2 separate regions of the Homo sapiens genome follow, and region 2 is linked to region 1. Evidence: read pairs that join two places in POLR2A ChIA-PET (ENCODE). Cell type or tissue: IMR-90. All regions are shown on one strand. Links, peaks and the distances in the headings refer to the core of each region. The heading gives the core; the rest is flanking DNA.

The links. Peaks named below come from ENCODE experiments on the same cell type or tissue, not always from the same donor. Only the 100,000 strongest peaks of a DNase experiment are listed, where the experiment ranks them.
Region 2: POLR2A ChIA-PET joins it to region 1 with 6 read pairs; 2 of 35 experiments call an interaction of 5 or more read pairs at or near these places.

The regions. Positions count from the first base shown.
Region 1 is chr10:88,010,628-88,021,411 of GRCh38, forward strand. No RefSeq gene overlaps it. Among named protein-coding and RNA genes, the nearest start is that of PTEN, 150 kb to the left of the region's middle. In IMR-90, for the core only: no CTCF peak of the experiment used is centred there; no DNase peak of the experiment used is centred there.
Region 2 is chr10:87,934,928-87,945,711 of GRCh38, forward strand. All of the region lies in intron 5 of PTEN (phosphatase and tensin homolog), which reads left to right. It also overlaps the pseudogene RPL11P3. Among named protein-coding and RNA genes, the nearest start is that of PTEN, 77 kb to the left of the region's middle. In IMR-90, for the core only: no CTCF peak of the experiment used is centred there; a DNase peak (open chromatin) is centred at 8,164.

The DNA of each region.
Region 1 (10,784 bases), core at 2,221-7,220:
TCCTGCCCTCAGGTGATCCGCCTGCCTCGGCCTCCCAAAGTGCTAGGATTACAGGTGTGAGCCACTGCGCCAGGCTAGTTATTTGGTCTTTCAAAGCTGAGCACTGAGGTAGAAGGACACTGAGAGAATGTCTAGATTAATAAGAGAATGAGGAACGAATAACTAATTAATTTAATAAATATTTATTTAGAGTCCATTATGGGTCAAGCACTGTTCTGGGTATTGGGATATGTTAGTGAAAAACACAGACAGATCTCTGTCTTTATGGAACATACATATTCTCATGTGATGGAATCAAGAAAAGTGAGGAAGAGAAAGCTTCAAGGAGGGAGGTATGATCAACAATTTCAAGTCTAAACAAATTAAAATAGGACTGAAAAATGTCTGTTGGGTTTGGCAGTTAAGGAGTTAAGCTGCTGGTCTAGAGGAATTATTGTATTGGAAGCCAGATTACCATGGGCTGAGTGTGAATGGGAGGTGAAGAAGTAGTGTCTTAGTCCATTTCTGCTGTTATAAGGAAATACTCTAGGCTGGGTTATTTACAAACAACAGAAATCTATTTCTCACAGTTCTGGAGGCTGGGAAGTCCAAGATTGAGGTACCAGCAGATTTCGTGTCTGGTGAGGGCTCATTCTTGAGAGATGGTGCCTTCTATGTGTCCTCACAGAGCAGAAAGGGCAAGGCAACTCCTTTCAACCTGTTGAAAATAAGGTCACTAAGCCCTCATGACTTAATTACTTCCTAAAACATTCCTCCTCTTAATGCTATCACATTGGGTATTAGTATTTTGTATAGTTTGGCTTTGTCCCCACTCAAATCTCTAATTGTAGCTCCCATAATTCCGCTGCGTTGTGGGAGGGACCTGGTGGGAGGTAATTGAATGATAAGGGCAGGTCTTTCCTGTGCTGTTCTTGTGACAGTGAATATGTCTCATGAGATCTGATGGTTTTATAAAGGTGAGTTCCCCTGCACATGCTCTCTCTTGCCTACTGCCATGTAAGACATGACTTTGCTTGTCATTCGCCTTCTGCCATGATTGTGAGGCCTCCCCAGCCATGTGGAACTGTGAATCCATTAAACCTCTTTCCTTTATAAATTACCCAGTCTCAGGTATGTCTTCATTAGCACTGTGAGAACAGACTAACACAGTATTCCAACATATAAATTTTGAGGGGACATGTACTTTCAGGCTATTGTATAGGAATCATTTAGAAGTTCAGCTATTAAGAGAAGGGGAAAGGTCAGTAGCTAGAAGAAAGGCTGAAAGGATATTTGTTGTAACCTGGGAAAGGCTTGAGTGTGTTATGCTGATGGTACAAAGGAGTGTCAACATCTGGAAGAATAAGGAGAATTAGTAAGAGGTCAGTGGTCAGGCATGAGGCGAGGTAGAGGTAGAGAGATCTTTGAAAGTGCCAAAGTCGATGGGAAGGAGAGCTGTAGGGAGAGAGTCTCCTTAGGTTGCTGGAATGACCTTAGCAATATGCTCTCCACTGTCACTAATGGGAAACAGTGACACACGTGGCACTTATTTTCAAGAGCCATGGCAAGAGATGATCTCCAACTCCTGGGTCCTTATTAGGATCCAACCTGCCTAAGCACAGTGCTTCCTTCCAAACCACAGAAAAGACAATCAGAAGTGGTGGGGACGCCACTCAAACCTGAAGCCACCGTGCAGGAAACTTAGGCCTTAGAAATGAGGAAATGGCAGGATTCCTTCTGCTTCATTTTGGTTTTCAGAAAATGAGGAGTTCTGCATAGGAACTTGGAGTGACAGACTCTGAGTGGTAGGATAAGGTCAAGCAGCTTGTTCACTGTTCAAGGGCACCTGGGCTAGGGAACAAATGGGGACCGAAAATCCTCTGTTCATCAAACTCATGCCTGGGGCATAGGACTGCAAAGAGACCTCTCTCTCTCTCTCTTTTAAAGAGACAGGGTCTCACTATGTTGCCCAGGCTGGTCTTGAACTCTTGGCCTTAAACAATCCTCCTGACCCAGCCTCCCAAAGTGCTGTGATTACAGGCATTAGCCACTGCCCTTGGCTTATTATTGTTATTATTTTCTAATTCATACAGACTGCTAGCAGCAATCCTGGCCAAACTCACATACTACTATAGAAGCTCTACCTACTGACTCAGAAATTATTCCTTATCTTTAAGGAGCTTAATTCCACACTCTTGAACACCCGGAACACAATTCTGTTCCCAGGGTGTAGTAGGGACTTCTTGAGTGGGTATTTTTAGAAGTGCTATTTTTGATAACCAAGTAATCATCCACAGATGCGTCACACAAGCAGTAATGTGAATATTAAAGAAACACGTGGGAAACATCTACAACCTCATTAGAAAGCAAAGAAAGTAGAATAGAGCAGCCTCGAGGCAACATTTTATACATAATCATATCAAAATTGAATGATTATGCCCTATGTGGGGAAGTGGGTGATAAAACTTACACTCACAGGGCAGCTGGCATCATTTGAGGACAAACCTGTTTGGAAAGCAGCATGACAACATGCAGCATGAATAATAAAGATGCCCCTCTTCTTTTTCCCCACGAAGTTATCCCATGCCTGAACATTTATCCCATGTTACTAATTCAGAAAAAAGCCTTATATATATGATATGAAGTTGTTCATTGCAATGTTATCTATAATGTCAGATAAATAGGAACTCAAGAAATAAATCATGCACTGATCAAGGAATAAATGAATAAGTTCCACGAAAGGAACATTCCATATAGGGTAGCTTCATAATAATGGTATGCTTCCAGAAGCCATATGTGCAAAATGTGTGCCACTCAAATACCATATACAAATTATACAGTGGTGTCTTTTGTTTTCACAAGTAATCTTAAACAAATTTTTTGCAAGGAAAAAAATCTAGGCATTGTTTAAATGCTTCCAATAGAGTAGTGAGTAGTGGTTCTCAAACTTAATTGTGTATCAGAATCACCTGGATCATCCCCCACTGCCCCTCAGAGATTCTGATTCAGTAGGTTTGGGTTTGGGCCTGAGCATCAGCTTTTTTTTTTTTTTTTTTTTGAGATGGAGTCTCACTCTGTCTCCAAGGCTGGAGTGCAGTGGTGCGATCTCGGCTCACTGCAATATTCACCTCCTGGGTTCAAGCGATTCCCCTGCCTCAGCCTCCCGAGTAGCTAGGATTACAGACGCGCACCACCACGCCCAGCTAATTTTTGTATTTTTAGTAGAGACGGGGTTTCGCCATGTTGGCCAGGCTGGTCTCGAACTCCCGACCTGAGCTGATCTGCCCACTGCGGCCTCCCAAAGTGCTGGGATTACAGACATGAGCCACCGCGCCTGGCTGAGCATCAGCATTTCTAACACATTCCCAGGAGATGCTGATGCTGCTGGTCCTGACACTTTACTTTGAGAAACACTAGTTTAGAAAAACTAGCTTTTGCCCAGGGAATCACAATTATCACTAAGCATCTAAGTAGAAAGCAAAAACAAAGACATACATTCCTTGAGGTCACAAATTGTGTCTTGCTTATCCATGCATCCTCGGCAACCTGACTCCATGCAGTGTCTACATAAATGCTTTTTGAATTGAGTTGCATCCATAGGCAGAAATTTCAATAAACAGTGGGGATCTTCACTTTCCAATTTCTTGTTATCAACTGGGTCATAGTAGCATTCATGTTGAAGCCATCACGGTCAGCACAGGCACTCTGAGCTGACCCTTAGAATAGTCAAACTGCTGCTGAGACTGGGCAATGAAGTAGGTGATGAATTTTGCTGTTGTTATATTCTGTGCCTCTTAGAACACTGAATTCTTAGCAACAGAAGCTGAAAAATCAACCCACTGGCCTAGCAGTGAGGAATGGTAAAGAGAAGTGCCTATGATGTCAGCAGACTTGAGTTTATAAAAGAGATGTACTACAATTAAATAAAATACTTCAATTACAATTAATATCTTTATACAAGCTTCTTTGTATTTTCCGAAATTGTGGAAATGCTAGTCACATGCTTTCAAATTGCTCTGCAAAAGGATTTTGCCAGGGATTTTAAATTTTACTTCTAGTAATAAAGTTTCTTTATAACTTTGCTGATATTGGATGCTATTAATCTTTTTATTCTTTATATTTTAGGGAAAAGTTATTTTTACTGTTTTAAGTTGCATTTCTTTGACTCTAGTGAGGTTAAGCAAATCTTATGTTTAAAGCAAATCATCTATTTGTATTTCTTGTGTGACTTGCTTGCTCTAATTTTTTGCTTATTTTCAATGCAGTTGCCTGTCTTTTCCCTACTTATTTGTAATTAGTTTTTCTGAATCGTAAGTAGTTATGCATTGTTGGTTATATGTTTTCTCAGTCCGTTGATTGTCTTTTAACATTTTTATGGTGCTTATCAGACACATATTTAAATTTTTATACAATTGATGCCATCATTTTTGGTTTTGGCTTCTGGGTTTTCTGACCCACATGAAAGATTTATAAGATTAAAAAAATACTTTTTGTATTTTAACCTTACACTTTATTTTAAAATATTTTGTTCTTTAATCAATCTGGAATTTATTTTTAGTATGGCACGAGGTAGTGATCTAATGAATATCCATTTTTATAATATCATAACTATACTTTCCCCATGAAATGCTACTTTATTTACAATCTTTTTTTTTTTTTTTTTTTTTTGAGACAGCGTCTCGCACTGTTGCCCGGGCTGGAGTGCAATGGCGCGATCTCGGCTCACTGCAACCTCCACCTCCCAGGTTCAAGCGATTCCCCTGCCTCAGTCTCCTGAGTAGCTGGGATTACAGGCATCTGCCACCATGCCTGGCTAATTTTTTGTATTTTTAGTAGAGATGGGGTTTCACTATGTTGGCCAGGCTGGTCTCGAACTCCTGACCTCATGATCCGCCTGCCTTGGCCTCCCAAAGTGCTGGGATTACAGGCATAAGCCACCACGCTTGGCTTACTTTTATAATTTTTAAGCTCCCATAGACATGTAGCATTTTTGAATATTTTGTATCAGTGGGCTAACTCTTTATTCATTAGCTAATACTACCTATTTTAACCTTGGCTTTTTGTTAGAGATTGTGGTGAGCCAAGATTGCACCACTGGACTCCAGCGTGGGGGACAGAGCAAGACTCCATCTCAAAAAAAAAAAAAAAAAGTTTTCCCTTACTGTTATTTAAAAAATTATTGGCTTCTCTCATTCATCTTCTTTTTAAAAATTAAAATTAATTAATTAATTCATTAATTTTTAGAGACAGGATTTTGCTTTATCTCCCAGGCTGGAGTGTTGTGCTCAAACATAGCTCATTGCAGCCTCCAATTCCTGGGTTCAAGCAGTCCTCCTGCCCCAGTCTCCCTAGCATCTAGGACTACAGGCATTCTCCACCATGCCCAGCTAATTTTTTTATTTTTTATTTTTTTTGGTAGAGGTAGAGATGAGGTCTCACTGTGGTGCCCTGGCTGGTCTCAAACTCCTGGCCCCAAGTGATCCTCCTGTCTCGGCTTCCCAAAGTGCTGGGATTATGATGTGAGTCACCATGCCCAACCCTCATTTTCTTTTATATAAAATTTAGAAGCAGTTCGTCAACTTCCAGAAAAGTTTGTGTTGGAATTTTGATTAAAAAATGTATTTTCTGTTTTGCAGTGGGCAGATGTATGCAAACCTATCCTAAAGTTCAAGGAAGCTGAGAGGCCGAAGAAAGAGGCTGACAAATCTAGTTTCTCAGAAAGAAACCTTTAACAGGGATTTAGGAACAGAAGCCATGTCTGGGTCTCAGACAGGGCAGGATGAGATGGTGAGTTCTTTGTGCCATTACCCCTGAGGCCCAGGGCTTATATACCATAGGAGAGGGGTGGTTTGGAAGAGATGTGTAGCGCCATTGAAGTACGAGAACATCAAGATTGTTTGACCTACAGGCAGGATTTATAGTAGTAAGTACCTGCTTTTATGCAAGGGACAATGTAGAGAAACTGGAACTCTCAGAGCCCTCTTGGAACTGGGGTTAATCAGAAGCCAACCTGGTGAAGTAGCATCCAAAGTGAAGTTGCTTCACCCGCCACAATTTCTATTTAAAACAACAGTATATTTCATTTATTTAGATTTTCTTTTATGTCATTCATATTATTCTTGAATGTTTCTTCTTGGGTTTATTCCAAGTTTGTTGCTTTAGGAATAGTACAGTATCTTTTTTCTTTTAACTTTCTAACTGATTATTATAGACAATTAGATATTCTATTAAATTTTGTGGTCTTGTACTAGCCATATTTACTCTCAGATGAGTTTCAGAAATTTCTTAGTTTATTCCCCTAATTTGTTACTTTATGTAGACAATTATATTATCTTCAAAGAATCATCACGTCTTTTCCTTTCTCATATACATATTTCATTAAAAGTTTTTTCCTATCTTATTTAATTTGTTAGCATGGCTAGTAAAATATTTATCGATTGCAGGGATGGCAGGTTTTCTGGTGCTTTGTATTATTTATTTGTTTATTTTTGAGACAGGGTCTCACTCTATTACCCAGGCTGGAGTGCAGTACCAGGATCACAGCTCACTGCAGCCTCAACATCCTGGGCTCAGGAGATCCTCCCACCTCAGCCCCCCAAGTAGCATGGACTACAGGTGTGCACCACCATGCCCAGTAAATTTTTTATTTTCGTAGAGTCAGGGTCTCACTATGTTGCCCAGGCTGATCTCCAGCTCCCGGCCTCAATCAATCTTCCCACCTCAGTCTCCCAAAGTGCTGAGATTACTGGTGTGAACCACTGTGCCTGGACCATATCTTTTACTTTAATGGGAATTTTAAAATGTTTTGGCATTAAAATGGTGCTTTCTATAGGCTTCTACTATATTCCCTTCCAACTTTTGTTAAGTTAAAGAAATGTCCTCTTATTCCTTTTCTAAGTTTCTTTCCTTTTAAAATTGAAATGTGTATTGAAATTTACCAAGTGCTTTTAAGCACTATTGAAATTTGTATATCATTTACTTTGATCTGTTATTGTTATTCTACCTGTATTCTACCTGTACAGGAATATTCTACCTGTATTCTACATAGAATACATAAAATAAATTCTACATATTTTACTTAGAATACACAGAGTAAATTCTACTTTGTCATAACATTTTATTCTCTTAATAATCTGCTGGATTCAGTTTTTCAAATAGTCTATTTGTATGAGCTCATTAGTGAAATTTGCTTATGAAGTATTAATCACAAGTTGATTGACCCAAGGCACCTTCCAGTCCTTGTGTCTATTCAATCTCAATTGAGGTTGTTGTGTGCTCTTCTAGTCTTTATAGTATTTTTCTCTTGCATATGTTTCTATTTTCAAACAATTACTCATGATTTCTAGTCACTGATGAGACTTTCTCCTATTTTCCAGGGCTTGTTGGGCTTATCCTTGTAATATTAAAAATATTTGGATGGGAGGATCAGCGGTCATCTGTGTTCAGTCTATTATCTTGAACCAATTCCAGTATAGTTGCTGCTGTATTTAAGAAAAATTTTATGCCTGTTTTATAACTTTCTGCCCCATTAAATTATCTTTTTTTGGACTAATAGTTTTGTATTAATTGTTCTGAGTGTTTTAGAAAGGGAATGATATTATATAAAAGCAACTTTAGGCTCGGTGCAATGGCTCACACCTGTAATCCCAGCACTTTGAGAGGCCAAGGCAGGGGGATCCCTTGAGCCCAAGACTTTGAGCCTAGGCAACATAGTAAGATCCTGTCTCTACAAAAAAATGAACAAAATTAGCTGAGTGTGATGGCATGCACCTGTAGTCCCAGCTACTTGGGAGGCTGAGATGAGAGGATGGCTTGAGCCTGGGAGGTCAAGGCTGCAGTGAGCCGAGATCACGCCACTACATCCAACCTGGGTGACAGAGTGAGACACTGTCTCAAAACAAAACAACAATAAAAATTTGTATCTCTTTTCCAAAAAGGATATCTTTTTTTTTCCTTTCCATGATCTTATTTTATTGGCTAGAGATTTCAGACCATGTTGAATGTGTATGGGGACAGAGGGTATCCTTATTACTAAAGTTAATAGGGCTCAATTTTGTACATGTATAGAATATTTGCTGCTGGTTTTGTAGACATTTTTTATCTCATTTGAGTTATATCTTTGTTCCCTTTACTTCTAGGTTACTAAGTAATTTTTAAAAAACTATGTATTGCTGTTGAATTATTATCAAATTCCTTTTTGACCTTTATTCAGAAGGTCTTCCTTCACCCCCCTTGACTTATTAAAATAAATAGATTTCCTAATTGAGGGAGATCACCGTCATCCTTTTCTCCATGGTTTTCTTTCATCATCACCCTATTGTCTTTGCAGTGCAGGATGAACAGCAAGACCCTGACAAGCAAAAGGGTGTCTTCAGCCAGTGAAGATGGCAAAATGGATAGACAGAAGTGTGCTTTTCTAGTTGTTTATTTTTTTTGTCTTTCCCATCATGTTAAAAAAATTTTCATCACTCTCCAAAATCCCAGTCCATCCCCAAATAAAACAAGGCCCTGCAGAGAGTCAGCTTTCTGGCTAGAGTGCAAGGTACATGCTGTAGCCATTGGACAAAACGAAGCCAATTGGGTAACAGGATAGAAACCATGACCCTGGCTCTTTATCGATGAAATAACCAGGCACAGACATCACAGGTTTTCTCTTTGCCAGTTCAAAATGCCAAAAAGGGATGCAGGGGAAGAATTAATGAAGATTCTCTCTGATGTAGCTTCTGTACTCCCTCCCCATAGCGTGTGTTTGCTTTTTGAGTAGGGGATTTGATTCTGAAATACACCATACTTGGCAATTTTCTTTAAAGCTTAAACTCTTAGAACTAAGTCTCAGGATTTTCGATGGCCATGGGCAAATGCTTTTTTTGTGGATACTGTTTGATGAATGTGCCCAGTTGACGCCTATGCTCACAATTTCCACAAGGAACATCCTGAACCTTTCTAACTAAACACAAGGCTAATGAATTATGTGTGGGAAACTCTCTCTACCTCTCTCTCTCTCTTTTTTAAGTATGTAGCAGTCATGGAAGTTGAGCCATCTTTCCATTAGTGCATGATTGCAAATGTCTTTCTTAGTATTTAACTACAGGATAAGACAATGGCCTAAAAACTAGGCCCTAGAGATGAGCCTAGTAGGCTAGTTTCCCAAATTGTGAGAGAGTATTCAGGATGTTCTTGCTACCCAACAGTATATTCCATGGAGGTAGATCTAGGAAACTCTGATAAGACTTCCGGGCTGCCACACTCAAGACCTCCAGCACCTTTGCCACTTGAACCAGTGAAGAGTCTCACAGCCTGCCCTAACCACAGCTCCCTTCTGAGAGGAAAAGCTGCTCACAGTGAGTGGTCATAGTTATGGTATTTATCCCCATTCCTACTGCCCCTATTCACACATATACATAACAAGCTAACTTAAGGGTGACCCAACCATAGGCTAGTGACCTTCCTCCAAATGCTTTTATTTATTCTATTATTTTTATTTTAGAGGCAGAGTCTTGGTCTGTCACCCAGGCTGGAGTGTAGTGGCATGATCTCAGCTCACTGCAACCTCCACCTCCCCGGTTCAAGCAATTCTTGTGCCTCAGCCTCCTGAGTAGCTGGGATTACAGGCATGTGCCACCATGCCAGGCTAATTTTTGTATTTTTAGTAGGGACAGCATTTTGCCATGTTGGCCAGGCTAGTCTTGAACTCCTGACCTCAAGTGATCTGCCCATCTCAGCCTTCCAAAGTGTTGGGATTACAGGCATGAGCCACCGTACCTGGACCCCCAAATGCTTTTAAACGAATCACATTGCTCTCTCAGCAAGGAAGAATTGGAACACTGAGAGACTAAGCCAGTTAGGTATCACAGGTGAAGTTGGGGCAGGCTGGATCTTAAGAGACCAAGTACAAGTTAAAGTTTTGAGGGAGAAAAGACTGAGAAAGCAGAGGACAGTGGATGGTAAGAAAGAGAAGAAAACAGATGTGCTGAGAAAAGCAGAGAAGTCCTACACATTAAGTGGCCATGGTTCCTATTGCTTCCCAAGCTCCAGTTCTCATGAGGCACCAGGATGTATTATAGTTTACCGTCTTTGGGAATCTATGAGATTCCTATGTATTCTCATAATATTAATCCTTTGTATGTGTCAACTTGAGTGTTCTTGCAATCAAAAGACCTGGCCTAAGATATGGGCAATGTGGGAAATCCACATTTAGGCAGGCAGTGGAAACTTTAAAACTCTGTCTTTAGTGCCAGCCAGTTACTTTTAATTTGTTTTCCTCATCATAGGAAACCTTATAGAATTGGAGTGTGAATTTCTTGGTGCAGGATGGGAATGCCCAGAGCTTGAGGATTTAGGGTTTACTGGCAGGGCTGAGATCTCTTCACACTCCTACTCAAGAGGCATGACTATCTTCCATCACCTCAAGAAGGTTTTAACTAATGCTTTCAAGATGTGAGTGATTGGTAATTTACAAATGATGCTGGGTAGACTGTCTCTGACATATCCACTTGCACCTCCAGAACTCTTTATATGAGCGATACTCACTTCTCAGTTCATTTGCTCAGTAAACAAAAGATCAAAGGGGAAAAAAAGGTAAGAATTAATAGTAGGAAATGAGCATTTTAGAGAAATGTCTGAAATCAGCTGAGTGCAGAAAGAGAAAGCTTGAATGTGATAGACATCAGCTCTAGAAATTTTCTGAACACTCTAGGATTCTTATGAACCTGCAGCCATCCTTCAAGGCCCAATTCATAGGGTATTCTTTTCTTGAATTGGGAATTGAAGGGTGGATAGGATTTAGATATGCTGACTTGAGAGCA
Region 2 (10,784 bases), core at 5,785-10,784, 72 kb before region 1:
GGGAGACTCCATCTCAAAAAAAAAAAAAAATGCAGTAGCAAAAGCGATGGTAGAAATTTAAAACAGAGTTGATGAGCAGCATATATTTTGGTAGTGGAAAAAAAGGTAAAAAATTTTTTGTAATAAAATAGAAAAATTTTGTAATGTGGAGGCGCAGAACACTAGATTTAAGCCAGGGGGTCTTAAATTGTGTTACATTCCTTTTAAAGTCTGATGGAAGGTATAAATGTTCTCCCCTCAAAAAATGTGCATAGTGTACATAAAATTTTGCAGTTTTTATTACATTGAAATATATTCTTTTAGACAGAATGTAAAAGAACCTTCATGAAAACTATGTCACTTTTTTATGCAAAAACCAGTGGCTACTACATGAGAGCAATGAATAAATCTAAGTGGTACAAATTAACCAAAATTAAGCTTTAGTTCTGTTCAATACTAAATTTTAATGAAAAGACTGCTATTTAACTTTTAAAATAACAAGTTGAAACTATGCTCTTTGACTTTGACTTTGCAACTTTTATATGATCTTTGATATCCAATCAGTGTTGACTTTGGTAAAAAGTGCTGAAAATGCTATTTTACAAAAGAAAGAAGAGTAAATGGAATCTGTAGATTCTATTGCCTGATGAAAGTAGACGTGTCAAGAAATAAGAATTCTCCAAGGCTCTTCAGATAAATTCATGTTTCATCATTTTCTTTGCCTTCAAGTTACTGAGATCATTTTTGGCAAGATCTGTATCATTAATGCTGTGTTAGGAAAGAAAAGATTATGACTCCACATTTTACTTTCAAGGTTGAAGAGTTAAACTGTTTAAAAAGAGTGTATGTTATCCTGTAAACAGCAGTATCAGGCTGTAGAATTTGTCTTCTGAAAGCAGGGAACTTATATATAGCAAAGAACTTCATAGTGCTCCCATTTCTTGACAAAACCTCTCGAGAAGCTCTTGATTGAAAGTCTTGGCTTTCATGAATCTGGCAGCTTTCACAATAGTGGATTTTTCATGACAAATCATCTTACACAGGGAATTATTCAAGGGTTGGCACTTGAAACAGTAGAATACTTTCACAACAAGAGATAAGATTTCTTTCAGGATTGATGACAGTCTTGCACCCTAGCGCATACTGATGAAGAGAGCAGTGGGTGACCATGACATGGAGAGCTTCTGTCTTTACCAGTGCCCCAATATCAGATGTGTTGTCTGGCAGTAAGGTGTACTGTCTGCCTACAGAATACTGAGGTTTCTTCAGGAGAAGTTTTTTGGTAAAGAAACTTTACCATTTTGAAAGTGTTAATGTTTTCTGAAGCTTCCAAAAAGATTCCAAAATGGGAATGTTTCCTTGATTGTGTCACCATGCTTGCATTTGATGAAAACTTGTAGCCGGCTATACTGAGAAATCATATCTGAAGAAAGGTGGTACTTCCAATCTTTTTGTGACCTACTTTATTATTGTTTTTTTAATGTCAGGGTTTTTTTTGGAATGGAGAAAAGTATTTGATAGAGGTATTGCAACAGTCTTATTCTTCTTCATGCTACAAGTATATTTGACTCTTTCTAAGATACTTGCCTTCACTGTTCAACTGTGTGACTTTTTGTTTGTTTAGCATTACAATCAATATCCTAGTAGGATGATTTAATCAATGATTTTTAATTGGAACAAATAGTTTTTGTAATGGTCTAGGCTTTTCCAACTTAACTGTGCTCTCACATGTGGTCTCTTTTTCTCCCTCTTTCCTCCTTCTTATACACTCTCACCCACACACATATGCATACATACCCTGTCTGATGTATCTGCTTCTTCAGAATAGTTGGCTGTGCTCTGCTGATGATGAGAACTTGCCATTTAAGAAGGACTTGGGATAGTCCATGTCATCATGTTCAGGGATAAAAGTAAAACCCAAGGGCATTTAAACTTTATTGTATTTTATTTTCTGTTTCCAGTCCAAATTAAATCCAAGAGAAGGCTCCATAATCAAAAAGTAAGGACATATTTTAAATTTGCCAATGGGAAGATATTCTAGTCATTACAGTCTGGTAATACTATCAATTCTGTTTCTCTTCAGAGGTGAGGGGAGACTATTTGATGAAATCGTAAGTCCTGTAGGGTGTTGTGAAATAGGGCCAGAATGAAAGATAGCAAGAATAGTGTTATGAAAATAAAATGCAAAGTTTATAATATCATGTGGTAAAATGTAATAGTATTTACTTCATCAGTAGAACTGCTCTAGTAGCTGTATATTCTCCATCCTTGCATAGGTTGGAATATCCCCCAAGTGAAAAGAGATTGATGGGCTAATAGTTAATAGAAAATGGAGATCTGTACATACAGTGTTAAGAATGTAGATATTAAAATTGTTATATTTAGCTGTTACATAATATTAAGACTCAGAGTTAAGTAATTTCACTGAAATTGATTGCTTTTTGTGTCTTGGAGTCAAAATAAATAACTGAAATCTACTATACTTGGCTCATGCTTAATTAATATACTTAGACCATATTTCGGATGAATTATTCACAGAATCTAAAGGAGTATCCTCGTGTTCTTACCTTCTTTATCCCTGTGTTTATTTAAAAAGGCAAAAAAAATGGAGCAGATGCTGTTGGTTGACCATATTTTACTGAACAGTAGCATTTGTGTTTAGGTTGAAACAGCATTAGAAAACTAGATACGGATTAAAGTCAGTGGTAGGTTTTTTTTTTTTTTTCTTCCAGGAATGTTTCTTATAGATGATCAAACAGGCACAGGAAGGGGAAGTGTTGTGATCAATATTATCCAGTTAATATTAGCATTCAGAGGAAAATTTGAGTCCTCTGATACACTGTTAAATTTCTTTCTATACTATCAAGTCCACAAATCCTGGAACTGCAAAAGAATTTTGAGACTGTTCAAAATAATTAATCTCTGTATAGGCTCAGGCTTTCCTGCAAGGTTATGAAATGCTGATAAAATTGGTCTTATTTTGAAAGGCTCCTCAGCTTATACCTTTCCTTACAAATGCTTCCTTACAAATGCTAAAGCATTTAATGACTCCTGACTTAAAGGGAATTTGGACAGATTGAGGTTGTTGGTCTTGGAAATATAATACTGCAGGCTTCTGTAAAATACTTGAAATGTAATTGTTTTAAAACTTTCAAAGATACCACTTGTTTGCCTGTTGGTTAGAATACTGGTGAAATAATTTTTAATCTTTTATGAATAACTAATTTCATCATAAGAAAACTTAGCTAAGCATGGTAAAGCTGTTGTTATACAACTGTGGAATTCTTCCTGAGGAGTAACTATCTTATAATAAATGTAGTTGATTATCTAAAGTAGTTTTATTCTTGGAATATCTCATAATAGGTTTATTCTCTTCTTGTCAGTATTTCCTTGTAGATTGAGCCTGTGGATTTGCATTTTTGTAATTGTGAATCACCATTATAGGAGATACATGCATTTTATCTACTTTTCAGTTTGTATGGGGTTAACTTTATTAGAATTATCTTTAATGTTATTTTGCTTATATCCTTAATTTTAATTATAGACAAACATTAAGAAGCTGGAGAAAATTATGTTCTAGTGACATTTATATAGAAGAAGAATCTTTTTTCCCCCTTTCTTTTTTGAAGGGAGATGAGGCAGTCATATTTTGGTAAAGAATTTGTAGACTTTGCAGAGGTCTCTTCAAAATAATCTGGCTCAGAGTCTTGACATATCCTCAGCAGACATGGTGCAAATTAGATGGCAGAGTGGTGGGTACAAGTTGACCATAAAATAACGCATTAGGTTAGTAATGCCCAAATAATACTTTGGGTTTTCAGTGTTGCAGAGAAGTCAGACAACTGATAGTTATTATAAAGAAAAATGTTCTGAGAGTGAGGTAACCGCTTAAGGGAAGGAAGCCTCCTTCTGTCTTATTCACTAATTTACAAGAAGATAATTGTGTTACACTTCCTTAGGAGTCATTCATTTGTATATTTGACACTTTTGCTTTATGAACATGTGAAGATTATTCAAAAGTAAGCTGTTGGTGATTTTTTTCTTCCAAGAAAGCATGCCACAGGGCAACTTCTAGGGTTGGTTCTCATCTAGTCCTGTGCTCCACACTATCTGCATCTGCACTTAAGTTTCAATATTAGATAACTCACATGTTTAAACTATGAAGAAAGAGTTAAAACATCCTGAGAATGCTAGTAAGTATGTATTTTTGAAAGGACTTCCAAAATTTGAGTTTAAAGAGGTAAACTCCTTTTACATGACAAAGTTACTTAGAAACACTACTGCTGTTTCCCTCTCCCTTGCCTTCTCCCTGTCCCATGCATACCCCCAGCTGTGTTCCAGAATGATGGCACATAAAGTAAACATTCATATTTATTTCCCTTTTTTTGTTTTTTTTTTTTTTTTTTTTTTTTGCTTGTTTGTTTTGTTTTTTTGTTTGAGACAGTCTCACTCAATCACCCAGGCTGGAGTGCAGTGGCAACATCTCAGCTCACTGCAACCTCTACCTCCTGAGTTCAAGCGATTCTCCTGCCTCAGCCTCCCGAGCAGCTGGGATTACAGGCGCCTGCCCCCACGCCTGGCTAATTTTTGTATTTTTAGTAGAGATGGGGTTTCGCCATGTTGGCCAGACTGGTCTTGAACTCTTGACCTCAAGTGATCCGCCCACCTCGGCCTCCCAAAGTGCTGAGATTACAGGCATGAGTCACTGTGCCTGGCCTCTTATTTTTTCTTTGGTTAAACTTTTAGGGAAAAAGTTTGAGCTGCTTTTAATTTTCTTTTTGTTTTTAAATAAATTATTAAAGTTTCTCTATGTTAGGAACTCTTGTGTACATGAGTTCATTGAGCTTATTCTTAATAAAGACAAATCTTCTAGAAATAATAGTTGTATCTTTAAATGATCTCAAGGAAAATGTTTGGTTTCTCTGGGGAATGAATTTTCATGACCTAATCTTAAATCAGGTTATTTTTTCTAGCCTGTTTACTAAATTTCTACATGTTATAACCTAATGAAATTTTCTTACTTCCTCTTTATTTAAAACAAACTATAATTACTGTCTTTTTAAAAATCTTCCAATGTGGCGTTCTTATTTTTCTTAACATTTGAATTTTCCTGGGCCAAACCATGTTACTATGATACACATTATTTAAGGCTGTTATATAATACAGTAAAATTGTAGAACTTTCATACCTTGAAGGATCTTAGCAATTATTTAATTCAAACCCATTCTAACATAGATGATAAAACAGATTTGCAGGGTTGGGCACGGTGGCTCATACCTATATTCCCAGCACTTTGGGAGACTCAAGCGGGAAGATTGCTTGAGCCCAGGAGTTCAAGACCAGCTTGGGCAACATAGTGAGAGGCTGTCTCTACAAAAAAATATTTAAAAAATAGCCGGGCATGGTGTCACGTGCCTGTAGTTCCAGCTGCTTGGGAGGCTGAGGTGGGAGGATTGCCAGAGCCTGGGAGGTTGAGGCTGCAGTGAGCCATGATCACACCACAGCACTCTAGCCTAGAGCCTCCCTGTGTGGCAGGCTCTACACTTCAGATAGGCAACAGATCGAGACCTTGTTTCACAAAACGAACAGATCTGCAAAGATCAACCTGTCCTAAGTCATATAATCTCTTTGTGTAATAATAAAAACCCCATCTTCTAACCTTAAACCTGGTATTTTTTTCTACGAAACTATGTTCTGCAGTCCAAATTATTTTTCTTTATTATTTTGAATCCTAAAGTAGAAATAGAAACTTAGAAAAATAAAAAGCAACTCCTTTATGACATATGAGGACTTTTTCAGTTTTAAATAAGAAAAACCCAACTCAAAGTAGCTTAAATAAAAGGAGACATTTTTTGACTTACATAACCTAAAAGCTCTGGCCTGGATCTAGGTGCTCAACAGATCTCAAGAGTATCTCTCTTATTCTCTCTCCCTCCCTTACCCTCCTCCTCTTTTCTCTCTTCTGTATATATGTTATTTTCAAACAGGCTCTCACAAGTAGTGGCAAGATATAGTTCCTAATAGCTTCAGGTTTGCATTCTACCTACTTTAGCAACTATGATGAGAAGAGAGCTACAATTTGAGCAAAAATTTGTAGGGTGAGTTCTGATTTCCCTGGATTGAGGCACATGCCTATTATTCCTGAACCAAATATTCTGTCCAGGGAATGGAATTCTCTGGGGCATGTATCTAAAGCTGAAGTGTAGAGCCTGCCACACAGGGATAATAATAGTTTTCCAAAGAAAAATCAAGGAGGGGAAAGAATGTTGGAAAGAGAAAAAAATATCAGTTGTCTGCTTCACATTTGTTCTCAATAATTAGTTTCATAGAAGTGAAATACTGTGTAACACCCTAAACTTTAGAGATTCTTCGTAGACAGGAAAAATAAGAACTCAATGAAGTTGTGACTTCATTCAAATCACGTAGTTTATATACATGCTATTAGTAAAACCCAGGACAGCTGAGTACAAGTTTTACCCTTATATTCACATTGAGGTCCAGATCCTGGTTTTGAATGAGATAATTACGTGCAGTCGGACTGTTTTCTGATCCTAAAAATAGAGACAATAATATCTATCTTGTAAAGTTATGGTAGTGTTAAAGATATATAAAATGTTGGCAAGTACCTTAATATACAATAACTACTGCTATATGTTGTCATTGTAATAATAATCATATTTCTTCCTTTGTTGAATTGCTTTCCTGTAGTAATCTTATTGTGATCATCCTGAAACATAGATTTCCGAGCTTCAAGCAAACACTATTATGTTGAAAAATCTACATTATTTCTAAGTTTAGCAGTGCCAGTGGAAAGTTTATTGAAATAGAAAATTACTTTTTTAACTGAGGAGTGTAGATTGTGAATTCGTGATTCATCTTCTTAGGAGATGATCGGAATATTGATAAATATTGATGCATAGAATATGAACAAAACATTACATATCTTGTGCTGTGATATTAAAGTAGTATTCTGTTCTGGTAGTAGTATGGCAGTATTTTAGGTCTGAAAGATGTACATAATCTGTACTTTGAAGTCTGTTTTTTAAGAGATTAATCACAAGAGATTTACATAAAACAACTAAGGTTAAAAATAAATGGTGGATTAGAGATACATCAGGCAAATTTCAATTTCAAAAGCAGATGACAGAATCTCAGTATCAGGGTAGCATTTAAAGCAAAAAGCATTAAACTGGATCAAAAATGTCATTTTACATCAACACAGGGTACACTCCAGGTAAAGACTTAACAGTTATGAACGAATGTGCTAAACATCAAAATGTATTAAGTAAAAGCTGAAAGAAATGAAGAATAATTGGTAGAAAAGCAATGATAGGAATCCTTAATGTACTTCAAAAGGCACGAAGTAAGAAGGTACAGTCATGTACCACATAATGATGTTTGAGTCAACACCTGACCTGGTATACGACAATGGTCCTATAAAATTATAATGGAGCTAAAAAGCTTCTATCACCTAGTGATGTTGAAGCCGTTGCAATGCAATGTATCACTCACATGTTTGTGGTAATGCTGGTGTAAGCAAACTTACTGTACTGTCAGTTGTATAAAAGCATAGCACAGTTATGTTCAGCACATAATACTTTATAATGATAAACGAATATGTTACTAGTTTACGTGTTTACAGTACTATTATTTTAGCATGTGCTTCTGCTTATTAAAAAATGTTAACTATAAAATAATCTTTAGGCAGATCCTACAGGAGGTATTCCAGATAAAGGCATTATTGTCATAGGAGATGGCAGCTCCATGGATGTTATTGCCCCTTAAGACCTTCCAGTGGGACAAGATGTATAGGTGGAAGACAGTGATATTGATGATCCTGACCTTGTAGAGGCCAAGGCTAAAGTATGTATTTATTAGTTTTTAACAAGAGTTTAAAAAGTAAAAAAAAAAAATAAATTTAAAAATAGAAAAAATCTTAATAAGGATACAAAGAAAAAATGTTTTTGTGTAGCTGTGTAATATGTTTTTGTTTTAAGTTAAATGTTACAAAAGAGTCAGAGTTAAATTTTTTTATATTTATAAAGTGAAAAAGTTATAAAATGCTAAGGTTAATTTACTGAAGAAAGAAAAAATTTTTAAACAGATTTAGAGTAGCATGTTTATAAAATCTACAGTAGTTTACAGTAATATCCTAGGCCTTCACATTAACTCACCACTCACCCACTGACTCACCCAGAGCAGCTTCCAATCCTGTAAGCTCCATTCGTGGTAAGTGCCCTATACAGGTGTACAATTTTTATATCCTTTATACCATTTTTACTGAACCTTTTCTGTCTTTTAGATACACAAATAACATTGTGTTACAGTTGCCTATGATATTGAATACAGTAACTTACTGTACAAGTTTGTAGCATAGGAGCTGTATCATATAGCCTGGGTGTGTAGTGAACTATACCATCTAGGCTTGTGTAAGTATATTTTATGACACAGTGATGAAATCATCCAGATACAGTTTCTCTTAAGCAACACATAACTGTATATATATATATATAGGTGGCTTTAATAATAAAATAATGAAATATATTTCTTTTTTTCTGTCATTGACAAAACAATTACCAGTCTTACTAATTAGATCAACTGCAAAACAAAATCTCACTCAAAAATAAAAATATGTAAGTCCCATTCCTTGATTACAATTCATTAGAACTGGAGATTTTTAAAAATGTTTAAATTTATATGGAAATATAAAATCATGTTTTAAATAATTTTTGATTCAATGAGGAAATGTAAATTTAGAACTAAAGATTAATAACTAGAGATTTATAAAGGCAAAAATGTTAATGAATTAGGAAACAGTAAACCATTTGAACTAATCTAAATACTGATTGCATGAAAATGCCAATAAAATCAATACATATTTTTAAAAGCCAGTCAAGGATAAAAGAAAAGAGGGAAACTAAAAGTGAGACATTAAGTATGAGAAAGGAGATAAAACTAAAGTGTGGAGGTGATGTTAAAAATTATATTCAGGTCTGTGCTAATCATTTTGGAAATTTCAGTGAGAAGTGGGCAATTTTCAGTGAATATATCATTGTAAATGCTTTGAGGAGAGACAAAATCTGAATAGACCCTGCAATAATGAAAATGTCTAGGAGCCCTCAAGAAATACCTGGTTTAAATTGCATTTCAGGTGGCTGGTTATCACACCTTGAAGTATCAAGTAATTATGTTATCTAAATTGGACCAGGTGTTAGAAAAATATGTGAGACTTCACAGGTGGCTGCTTATGTAGCCCTTATACCTTAATCTGATAAAGGTAGCATATATTTAAAAAGAGAGAAAACCAGAAGGTACAATTTAGGGAAAATTAAATACTTCTATTTGGCCAAAGTAAGAGTACATTCAAGGGAATTGTGAGAGGTAAGAGTGGAAACAGAGGTTGGAGCTGTATTTTTATGCTGTGATTGAATTACAGTGTGTGATAAATATTGCTCTTATTTGGGTAGATTACCATTTAACATTTTGAATTAATTGGTAATTGGATTAATCTTAACTTTTAAAAAACTAATCTGAGAGTGGTATAAAGGATAGATTACAGAATGGATAAAGGGTGATAAATCAGTTGGCTATGGCAAAATTGCAGGAAGAAACTGAAATAGGCCACAGAAAACTGAAACTGACATTTTGAGTAGTATTTCAGAATCAAGATCTGGATTTTGGCAACTGAATAGATGCGTAGGAATCAAAGATGAGTATACTAAATGAACTTAATCTATGATTTGTCTGTCATTTTATTGTGTACCATTAGTGTGTATGCATGTATGTATGTGCCAGGTAGTTAATAGGCTGACTGTGTCTCTTAGCTCCACTCTGCTGCCTGGGCCTTTGCCATAGTGCTGGAGTTCCCTCACTTCTCTTTTCTGTAACCCTATTATATTACTGCTGTCTCTCAGCTGTGTTTCATTCCTCAAGCAGAAAGAAGATGGGAGGATCATATAGTAGTTGACTAGAAGCTGTGGAGTTTGAGTGCTGGGATTATATCTAGTTCCATTACTTATGAAGATTATATCTAGTTCCATTACTTCACCTCATCTATAAAATGGTTTACCAATAGTACCTACCTTACATGGTTTTATGAGTATTAAATTATGTATTTCTAAAGACATTTAGAACAATACAAAGAATATAGTGTGGGCTCAATAAGTGACGATGGTGTTAGTTATTAGAAGGCCATCGAGTGCTGGAGAAAATAATTGAATATCATTGATGGAAATAAAGGAAGTTTTCCACGTTAAAAAGCTTCGGTTTTTGGAAATGTGTGTTTTCAGTATTTCTGAGATTACCAGGTAGAAATTCCAGCCAGATGTTGGAATTCTGCACTGGCAGTTGGGAATAAAGTCATGTTAAAGGAGATAAGTTTTGGAGTTATTGTGTAAAATTGGTAAAGCACTGGAATAGATTGGTTTGACAGAGGGGAAACTCTTTTTGAGATAGGCCTATATTTAGGGACAAGAGAAGAGACAACCAATAAGGGTTGAAAGAAACCTTGAGAGAGTAAGTCCTATGACAGAAGCAGGGAAGTTTCAGAATGATTGCAGAAAGATCAGCCAGGCTCTTCCTGTTCTCCATCGTGGTGCAGGATCAAGGTGAAAAGGATAACCCCATGCAGGAATTTTGCATCTGCAGGCTCCGCTTCAACATCTGTTTAGGAGAAAGTGGAGACAGACTGACCTGAGTAACTAAGGTCTTGGAACAGCTTACAGGTCAGAACCAGGTGTTTTCCAAAGCTAGATATACTGTTAGCGCCTTTGGCAACAGAAGAAATGAAAAGACTGTTGTCTGCT